Linked DNA regions of Homo sapiens: region 2 is linked to region 1. A link is a contact called in ENCODE Hi-C or POLR2A ChIA-PET data. All regions are on one chromosome and are shown on one strand. The core of a region is the stretch at or near the end of the contact, and the rest is flanking DNA. Distances in the headings are between cores, read along the strand shown.

Region 1 (4,919 bases), core at 1,418-3,917:
AGTCCCGTGTTGCTTTTTCTTCCTTTCCCTTCTCCTGCCACCTTTGAAATGCTAACTCAGGGGAGCGGCCTCCTGTATAGCCTGTTATTTGAGATCAAGCTCATTAGAAATCCTGGAATTTCACTGTATCACACGCTGTCACAAAACACTAAGCCGTTCATTGAGAGGAGAAACACAGCCTTTTGGACTTTCTACTGTAATAAAGGATTTATCCCTCAACATTTTAAAACGGGATTATATCAACGCTTTGCCTTCCTCAAAACTTTAAGAAGCCCCTCTGCTCTGAGCTGAGAGGGGCTCCCCACAGAAAAGCGTTGCTTCTGCCCTTCGAGTTGCTTCCTTGTAAAGAAGGCTGCTAAGAGCCTAAAACAAAACGCGCCGAGTTTAAGCCCTTTCTATTTCCCTTTAACGCTTCCGCAAATGCCAAGAGAAATCGTACCACCGCAGTGATATCATTATTTACATTTAATTTTTAAAAATTAAAACTCAACAGCCACGCCCATTAAGATGCAGCGATGGGCAGCCCCGGCCACAGAGGCTGCGGGAGGCTGGAGGGGTTTTGTCAGCCGCAGTCACAGCCCCGCGGAGCTGGCGGCATTTCAGGGCAGGAGACGGGTCCCCCGAGCCCCCGGCTGGGCGCTGCGGGCCTTGCCCAGGGGGCCTCCGGCTCCCTGACCCCGCGTGACCCACGGGAGGCCCCGCCGCTCCGCGGGCGGAATTATTTCGGATTTCTCTTTGCGGTCCTAGTTCGGAAGAAACTGCTTTCCACCGCGGGAAGATCTGGCGGGATGGTGACCGAAGGGCCTCCGTGCAGCGGATCAGACCCGGTTCCACCGGCTGAGCCCAGGGCGGGCCTATGGGATCCGCTGATGCGCAGAGGGACTTTGGAAATAATCAGAGCGAAGCCCTCGGCCAAGCGGGAACGGGTGCCCGGTGGCAACGAGTACGTGGCCCCAAAGCGGGAAAACGGAAGAAGAAAAACCTCCCGCGGGGACTCGAGGCGGGTACGCGGCTCACCCGCCCTTTCGGGAACCCCCAAGCGCGTCCGAATCCGCCCCGAGGCGAGGCGGGCCGGGCCGTACCTGCTGCTCCGTCCCCGGCTCCGTCCCGGGCTCCTGGCGGCTGTCGCTGCGGTTCCTTCCCGCGGGCCGGGCCCCTTCCCTGCGCCTTCGCCGCCTCCTCGCGCCTGCCCGGGGCCCGCAGCCTCCGCACCGGGAACCCGGAGGACCCGAGGCGGGCGCAGGGGCGAAGCCGGGGCCGGGGAGGGGCCGCCTCGCTCCGGGTTCGAGACGGAAGAAACACGCGGCGCAGGCTCCGGAGCGACGGCTCCGACGGGGACCCGTTAAATAATTTATTGATGATACAAAGCGACTCGCGCCCACCCGGGGCCGCCCCCGGATTCTGCAAAAATAGATTCGCCCCCACCCCGCGGGTCCTCACAAGGCGTCCCCCGCGCCGCCGCCGCACGGGCTGACCAGCGCCAAGTTCGAGGGTTTGTGCTTCTTGAGCAGCCGCGTGATCTTCTCGTCGTCCGAGTTGGGGTCCAGGGGCCGGTTGTATTCGTCGTCGTCCTCCGCGTCCGAGCCGCCCACCTTCAGCTTCTCGGCGTCCGAGTCCTGCTTCTTCTTGGCCGACGCCATCTCCACCGCGTGCCGCTTGCGCCACTTGGTCCGGCGGTTCTGGAACCAGACCTGGGAGTGGACGGGGCGGTCAGGCGGCCGCGGGGCCCGGGGCTGGCGCTGGGGCCGTTCGCAGGACGCGGGCCCCCGGCTCTGCTCTCCCGAGCCCCGCCGCGCTCACCTTCACCTGGCTCTCGGTCATGCCCAGCGAGTAGGCGAGACGCGCGCGCTCCGGGCCCGCCAGGTACTTGGTCTGCTCGAAGGTTTTCTCCAGCGCGAAGATCTGCTGGCCCGAGAAGGTCGGGCGCGAGTGCTTCTTCTTCCCGTCCTTGTCCAGGACGCCGCCGGCCGGGGCTGCAAGGGAGGGGAAGGGAGGGAGGTCAGCGGCCGGCGGGGTCCCCCTCCGCGCCCACCCGCCCCGCACCCCCCGCGCGGGCCACTCACCCGGGCCAGCCAGACGCGGGTCCCTCCAGGGCGCGCCCTGCACCACGCCGGGCCAGAAGATGGGCGGGCGCCCCGGCAGCTCGGCCAGGGGCTTGGGGTAGCCGCGCGCCACAGCGGCCGCGGGCCCGAAGTAAACGCCGGCGGACGACGCGAGCCCGTTGAGCCGGGGCAGCCCCCCCAGGAGGCCCCCGCCCGCCGCGCCCACGGGCCGGCCCAGGATGTCGCTGATGCCGTGCGGGGTCCCGAGCGGGAGCTGCGCGCCCAGGCCCCCCAGCGCGGGCGCCTTGAAGCCGGCCGGACCCTGCAGCGCGTAGGGGAACAGCGACGTCTTCATCTCGGCCATGTTGTGCAGCGCGGCCAGCGGGGCACTGCTCAGCACGAACGCGCCCGGGCGGTTAGTGTCCATGGGCGCCGCCGCCGCCGGCCCGGGCTCCCATCCGGGCCCCGCCGCCGCCGCCCCTGCCCGCCGGCCCGGGAAGTTTGCGCGCGGCCCGGGCGGGCGTCGGCTGCAGCGCGGGGCGCGGGGCGCGGGGGGCGGGCGGGCGGCTCCGGCGCGGGGCGGGCGGGCGGGCGGCGGCGGCGGCGGCTCCGGGGCCGGTCGGAGCGGCGCCGCGCGGGACGGACGCGCTGATAACGGGGGCTCCCCGGGGCGCGGCGCGCGCGCTGATTGGCTGCGGACCCCGCGGTCCGGCCATTGGCCGGCGCCCCCCCCCCGCCCGCGCGCCCCCGCCGGCCGCGCACTCCATGAAGGGCCCATTAGCGCGGCAGGTGCCTCCCGGGCTGTAAATTCGCCCCGATTTATCTCCCCGGGGACGAAATAAATCCAGCTTGGATGGGAGTGTAGTTAGGCAAAGGTTTTCATGCGAAATCAGGAAAAAATACGAGAACGTATTTTATTAACGGAAAGAATGCAGATTTGAGGACCCGCCCGCGCGCTCGGAGCGCCCCACTCGGGGAAGAGTCCCGGCCCGCGTCCCAGTCGCGACTGCTCCGCCGCCCGTGGCTGGGGTGGGTGTGAGCGGCAGCGGACGCCGGCGGGGAACGCGCTCCGGGCAGGTCGGGGCCACAGGAGGGCGGAGGACGCGGGCCTCGAGTCCACGGAATCCACGGGCCTCACGGCCGGGCGAGGCTCGCACGGAGCTGCCTCTGGTTTCGCCGACACGCGGCCGGCGCGGTGGAGGAGTGAGGCAGGCGGGAGCGGGGCGGGGAGGCGGGTCCCGGGACCACACGCGCGGCTCGGCACTTCCCCGTCATCGGCCTCCAGGTCTCCCGCTGGGGGTCCCCCAGGATGTGACCTGGGCCCACGACTTCGCCCACGGGCCGCCTCTCGCGAATCCCCGGCCGGGAGAACAGAGACCAGGACGGCCTCAGCGCGGAAGCCCTGTCCAGGGCCCGAACGTGGGTGCGGGCTGGGGGCGCAGCGGCAGAAACGCGGCCTTAGACGCGCGCGGGGGGCCGGTGTCCCCCCCGCCCCCACGGCACCGGGAGCCGCTCGCTCATCCATCCCGCAGACCGGGCGGTGAGATGACTCCGAGCCCCGCGCACGGCGGCCGCGAGCAAACGCTCCGACGTCTGTGGTGACGTCTCGTATTGATTTAGGGACACGGGGCGGCTGTGGCTGTGGCCCACGGCTCGTGGGGAGCCCGAGTCTGTGCGCAGGGAACGCCGCTGCGTGGCCTCTCTCGGGCCTGTGCCGCGGAGGAAGGCGGCGCCCGGGGTTCGGGGCCGGGGTCTCACGTCCGCCCCCTCGCCCCCCTCCAGCGTCCGTTTTCGTTTTGTGCAGGTCGAGGCGGGGACTTGGCGCCGTCGGCCGCTCCTGGATGGCGGCTTGGAAAAGCCACCTGCGGCCAAACTCCGGGGCAGTGGTGCGGCCGCCGGGTGTGTGCGCGCTCGGGGCTGCCCCGGCGGCTTCCGGCTCCACTGAGGTGCAGCCCCGCGTTCACGGGGGGTTCGCTTCCCCCGTCGACTCCGCACTCGATTCGACTGGGATTGGGATTCGATTGGGCGCGGCCGCCCCACCGGTGATCGGCCCCCGCGGAGCCTGGCCCGGGAACCCCCAGCGCCCGTCCGGCCCCGAGACCCGCCCCGGCCTGTCCTGCGCCCCGCTCCCTCGGAGGAGACACGAGGAAGGGCCCTCCCGGGTCGGGTTCGGGCCCCTCCCAGCACCCCAAGGCGACGGCGCCCGCGCCCAAGGCTCGGGCTCTGAGCTGAGACGCGGGAACTGCGGGGCCGGGGGGGGCGGGCAGGGGGAGTTGGGGGCGGGGGCTGCTGTCGCCCTGGGATCCCCCACTCTGCGCGGCCGGGCAGACCCTGGGCGGGCCGGGAGGGGTGCGGGTCGCCCGAACTGAGGCCCAGGAGGCGCGCGCGGGCGGAACGGCGGGAGGAAGCCGCGCTCGGGACAGGCTCTGGCTCTTCTCACAGCCTGGAGGGGCGGGGCAGGGGGCGTCGCTAGCGCTGTTTTATGGCTGAGGAAACATGGACCTGGAGGCGCTGCGCTGCGGCCCGATAAACCCTGGGTCTGTCTGCGCCCCCCGGTCCTCCCTGGGCTGCCGAGGGAACGCGTGGGGTCGCGGGTGGGGCTGGCGTGTCACTGGCTGCGGAGCGCGCGGCTCTCCAGGGCTCAGGGGCGCGGGATGAGGGGCCAGGGTGAGTTGGGGGCGCAGAGGAGCCGGGTAAGGGGGGGTCCCTCTCCCACGTTCTTGTAAGCCGTGGAAGTCTTGGCGCGCTCCGCAGGTGCCGCGTCCTACCCGGCTCCCCGGCCTGCGCCCCACGCGCTTTCCCGCCCTCCTCCTCGCGGAGCTGCGCGTGGGTCCGGTGGCTTCACCTCCTACGCTTCCCGGCGCCCACTCCGGGCCC
Region 2 (4,919 bases), core at 981-3,480, 440 kb after region 1:
CCGCCTCGGCCCCCCAAAGTGCTGGGTGTCAACAGGCTTGAGCCACGCGCCCAGCCTTTTTTTTTTTTTTAGATCCACCTCCCAGGTTCAAGCAATTCTCCTGCCTCAGCCTCCCTAGAAGCTGGGATTACAGGTGCACATCCAACGCCTCGCTAATTTTTGTATTTTTAGTAGAGATGGGGTTTCACCATGTTGGCCAGGCTGGTCTCAGACTCCTGACCTCAGGTGATCCGCCTGCCTCAGCCTCCCAAAGTGCTGGGATTACAGCCACCACGCCTGCACGCCCCCCTTTTCTTTTTAAGACAGAGTCTTGCCCTGTCACCCAGGCAGGAGTGCAGTCAGGTCATCACGGTACACTGCAGGCTTAACCTCCTGAGCAAAAGGACATCCTCCCGCCTCAGCCTCCCAAGTAGCTGGAACTACAGGCACCTGCTACTACACTCGGCTATTTTTTATTTTTTTGCAGAGATGGGGGTCTCACTATATTGCCCAGGTCAGTCTCAAACTCCTGGCCTCAGGAGATCTGCCCACCTCAGCCTCCCAAAGTGCTAGGAATACAGGTGTGAGCCCCGTGTATGAGTGCCTGGCCAGGAACCACAGATTTCTTGAGAAGTGTCTGAAAAGCTGATTCTAGGACCAGGGTCGGCAAAGGACCAGATGAGGCAGGAGCATCCTGTATTGCCAGGGAGCTGGGAGGGGGTTTCAAAAGGACAAGGAAGAGAGGAGGAGGTGAGAAGACTTTCAATGGCCAAAGCAGGAACGATATGCGCAAAAATACAAATAAAAGCCCGGCACAGGGGCTCACTCCTGTAATCTCAGCACATTGGGAGGCCCAGGCAGGAGGATCACTTGAGCCCAGGAGTTCAAGACGAGCCTAGGCAACATAGCAAGACCCTGTCCCTACAAAAAGTAAAAAAAAAAAAAAAAAACTAGGTGCGTGTGGTGGTGCACACATGTAGTCCCAGCTACCAAGGAAGCTGAGGCTGGAGGATCACTTGGGCCCAAGAGTTCAAGGCTACAGTGAGCTGTGATCAGGCCACTGCACTCCAGCCTGAGTGACAGAAAGAGACCCCATTTGTAAAAAATAATAAAAACAAACAGAACTTTTAAAACAAATAAATAATAACAGCATCGGGTTATGACCTAAAGGATAAAATAAATATACACGAGCCCACACTGTAGAAATAAATGACTGAGTAAATAAATCAACAGGCAGAGAGACAAACCTTACAGAAGAATCCCAGAAAATACAGACACCCCTCCAGGAGGTGGGGCCTAATTACTCTCCCCATGAGTTGGGGATGGGCTGAGGGGCCGGATTCCAGTGACCAGAGCAGGGATGGAAAGGCGATACCTGAAGACTGCAAGAGTGGCAGACAGTCCGCACCCCAGCACGGAGCAGACCTCACCGGTGCTGAGCCACAAGACAGGAGGGGCGAGACTCCACCCCTGCGCCTTCCTTCCTAAAACCCACCACCCTAGTCGGATCACAGGAAGACACCAGGCAAACCCAAGTCGAGGAACATTCAACAAAACACCTGGCCCGTCCTCAACCGTGTCGAGGACGCGAGAAGCTGCCACGGCCCAGAGGAGACCCAGGAGACAGAAGGACTCGGCGCCGTGCGGCAAGGAGGAAGAGCATTTAATAGGAAGAGAATTTCCTCCTCCCAGGGATGCTGGCTGCAGACGCGCTGCAGATGGAAGAAGTTCAGATTTTAAAAGCTACTTCTGCGAGCGCGTGAATTCCGACACCCATTCCCGCGGCTGGCGTGGCTTCTCCTCGGACCCATCCCCTGGCCTGGCGACTCCCCCTGGGACCCGGGTCGGTCCTCCGGACCCCTCGCGTGCAGGTGCTGAGCCCGGGCGGGGGCGGCGGGGGCGGGGGCAGCACTGGGGGCCGGACAAGGGGGCGCCAGCGCCTTCCGGAGCGGGAGGGGCTCCGCACACACCTCGACGGGGGCGGGGGTAGGCTCGGCACAGGCTAAAAACGAGCGGAGCCGCCGGGGCTTAGGCATCGCGGCACCTCCGTTGAACGGGTCTAAGAACAGAACTCCTGAGGACCCTCCGTTTCCAACCGAAGCCAGTCTTTGCTCTGCGTCTTCCCGGCCGCAGCGCCAGGACCGACCCCTTAGGACCCGGCGGGCGGGGCGGGGCGCGCGGGGCGGGGCGGGGATGGTGGGAGGGTCGCGTAGACCCGGCTGGGACGGAGGGACGGCGGCGCGGGATGCTCAGAACGCGTGTGGGCGGCCCGGGCGGCGTCTGGCCCTCTCCCCATCCTCGCGCGCCGCGCCCCAGCCCCGGGATGCTGCTCCGGCCCCGCAGGCCGCCCCCGCTCGCGCCCCCCGCGCCGCCCTCGCCCGCCAGCCCCGACCCCGAGCCGCGGACACCCGGAGACGCCCCGGGGACCCCGCCCCGGAGGCCCGCCTCGCCCAGCGCGCTGGGGGAACTCGGGTTGCCGGTGTCCCCGGGCTCGGCGCAGCGCACGCCCTGGAGCGCCCGGGAGACGGAGCTGCTGCTGGGGACGCTGCTGCAACCGGCCGTGTGGCGCGCGCTGCTCCTGGACCGCCGCCAGGCCCTGCCCACCTACCGCCGCGTGTCGGCCGCGCTGGCCCAGCAGCAGGTGCGCCGCACCCCCGCGCAGTGCCGCCGCCGCTACAAGTTCCTTAAAGACAAGTTTCGCGAGGCGCACGGCCAGCCGCCCGGGCCCTTCGACGAGCAGATCCGGAAGCTCATGGGGCTGCTGGGCGACAACGGGCGCAAACGGCCTCGCCGCCGCTCCCCGGGGTCCGGGCGCCCCCAGCGCGCCCGCCGCCCGGTCCCCAACGCGCACGCGCCGGCTCCCAGCGAACCAGGTAGGCGGGGGACTGGGGGGCCAGGTGGGGCCGAGGACTGCGGAGGAACCGGGGGCTGCCGAGGGCTGCGGGGGAGGGGCGGGCGCGCCCCGCGAAAATCCGCCCGACCGCCTGCTCCGCGTTCCCAGACGCCACCCCGCTGCCCACCGCCCGCGACCGCGACGCGGACCCCACCTGGACGCTCCGCTTCAGCCCGTCCCCACCGAAGTCTGCGGACGCCTCCCCCGCCCCCGGCTCCCCGCCAGCTCCCGCCCCGACCGCCCTCGCCACCTGCATCCCCGAGGACCGCGCGCCCGTCCGCGGCCCCGGGTCCCCGCCGCCACCCCCGGCCCGCGAAGACCCCGACTCGCCGCCCGGCCGCCCCGAGGACTGCGCGCCCCCTCCGGCCGCGCCCCCGTCGCTGAACACCGCCCTGCTGCAGACCCTGGGGCACCTGGGCGACATCGCGAACATCCTGGGCCCGCTGCGCGACCAGCTGCTGACCTTGAACCAGCACGTGGAGCAGCTGCGCGGCGCCTTCGACCAGACAGTGTCCCTGGCCGTGGGCTTCATTCTGGGCAGCGCGGCCGCCGAGCGAGGGGTCCTCAGGGACCCGTGCCAGTGAGTCCCGGCTGCGGCCAGTCTCCCCTCTCCAGGCCGAGGCCCCTCCGCCCTGACCCCTCCTGCTGCCTTCCCACCCCCGTTCTTGGGTATGTTCAATAAAAGGATTGTTTTCCTAGAGTCCGGGCTGTGTAGGAGTGCGGGTCTGGAGACGGGGAGGGAGTGGCGCCCTGCAGTGCTGGGGCTGCAAAGGTCAGGGCAGGGTTGCGACGCTCTCATCACAGAGAGGGGCTCCCACTCGCTCCTAAGGTGTAGACAGAGCTCCGTGGGGCGCACCCAAATGTAGGCCGAGGAGGCCAGGCTCGAGGGTGGTGGGCGTGGTGCCTGCTGCCGGGTCCTGGTCACACACTCGGTTCTCAAGGCCACACCAGACTCTCCCTGCCCCTCCCGGGGAGCCCCACTGAGTAAAACGAAGTGAACGGGTGGGCTCCGCTGGGGGTCCGGAGAGAACCTGAGGCTGACCCCACCTCTTCACTCAATGCAGGGGTAGGGGTTAGAGTGGTCGCCTCCACACTGCCCAGCAGAGAACCCCCTTTGACCCAGGAGTAGCATGGGGGGTTCCGAAGGTCCTCCCATGGCCTCGGGCAGCCTTGGACCACCCGGCTGAACTCTCCCAGGTCCTGGGAAACAAAAGGGGAAGAGAAGCCACAGAGCTCCAGGGAGGATGCTGGTTTTGTCTCCAGGGAGGTGGCTCTGGTCTGGGTGGGCCTAGGGAGGCGCTGAGCGTCTGGGGTGTGATCCTTGGGCAGAGGCTGAGGGCAGGGTCCTTGCAATTTTGAGAAAACCGAAGCAAACCTGCCCAGGAAGCATTTTCCAAGTAGCAATAGAGGGCCCCACCCTGGACCCCTGAGTCAGAAGAGGGATTGGCTGGAGCCGGAGATACAAATGTAGCCTGGAGGAGTTCCGCTAGCATAACAATGCCTGCAAATTAGTGGGCCCATCCAGAAAGACAAGTGGTTTGCCCAGGGCCATGCAGCTAAATGGGGCTGGGGGGGTCCCCGCTGGCCCAGCACCCAGCAGTCCTGAGGGGTTCCCTGTGGGTGGTATGGTTGCAGCCCCTCCTGCACATGCTTTTCTGGGTATCCAGAAGAATAGTTCCCGCTAGTGCTAAAGGCTGCTCCTGGGGAAATGAACGGCTTGCCCAGGTCTGAGGGGGAGGCCTGTGAGACCACGCCTGCAAGAACTGACTCCAAGCCTCACCTCATTTAAGAAACTGAGGCGCCGGACGCTGTGGCTCACGCCTGTAATCCTAACACTTTGGGAGGCTGAGGTGGGTGGATTGCCTGAGCTCGCTCAGGAGTTCGAGACCAGCCTGGGCAACATGGTGAAACCCCATCTCTACTAAAAATACAAAAATTAGCCGGGTGTGGTGGCGGGTGCCTGTAGTCCCAGTTACTCGGGAGGCTGAGGCAGGAGAAGTGCTGAACCCAGGAGGCGGAGGTTGCAGTGAGCCAAGATTGCGCCACT

The links. A loop is a pair of places that touch in the nucleus more often than their neighbours do. ChIA-PET counts read pairs that join two places held with the same protein, here RNA polymerase II (POLR2A). Pooled maps may share reads with other maps.
Region 2: a pooled map shows a loop between it and region 1 (6-fold over the local background). The contact joins the promoter of UTF1 here to the promoter of NKX6-2 in region 1. A Hi-C loop is called at or near these places in 1 of 37 single-sample maps with no recorded cell type and 4 of 50 pooled maps. POLR2A ChIA-PET finds 5 or more read pairs at or near these places in 1 of 52 experiments (activated T-cell).

Annotation. Positions count from the first base shown.
Region 1 is chr10:132,783,480-132,788,398 of GRCh38, forward strand. It overlaps NKX6-2 (NK6 homeobox 2), which reads right to left and starts at 2,668. Exons shown (of 3, transcript NM_177400.3): 1 at 2,064-2,668; 2 at 1,801-1,973; 3 at 1-1,691. The coding sequence starts at 2,469. The coding sequence ends at 1,437. INPP5A (inositol polyphosphate-5-phosphatase A) reads left to right here. Exons shown (of 16, transcript NM_005539.5): 16 at 1.
Region 2 is chr10:133,227,987-133,232,905 of GRCh38, forward strand. It overlaps UTF1 (undifferentiated embryonic cell transcription factor 1), which reads left to right and starts at 2,231. Exons shown (of 2, transcript NM_003577.3): 1 at 2,231-2,852; 2 at 2,981-3,572. The coding sequence starts at 2,303. The coding sequence ends at 3,456. RefSeq lists enhancers at 2,213-3,012, 3,813-4,612.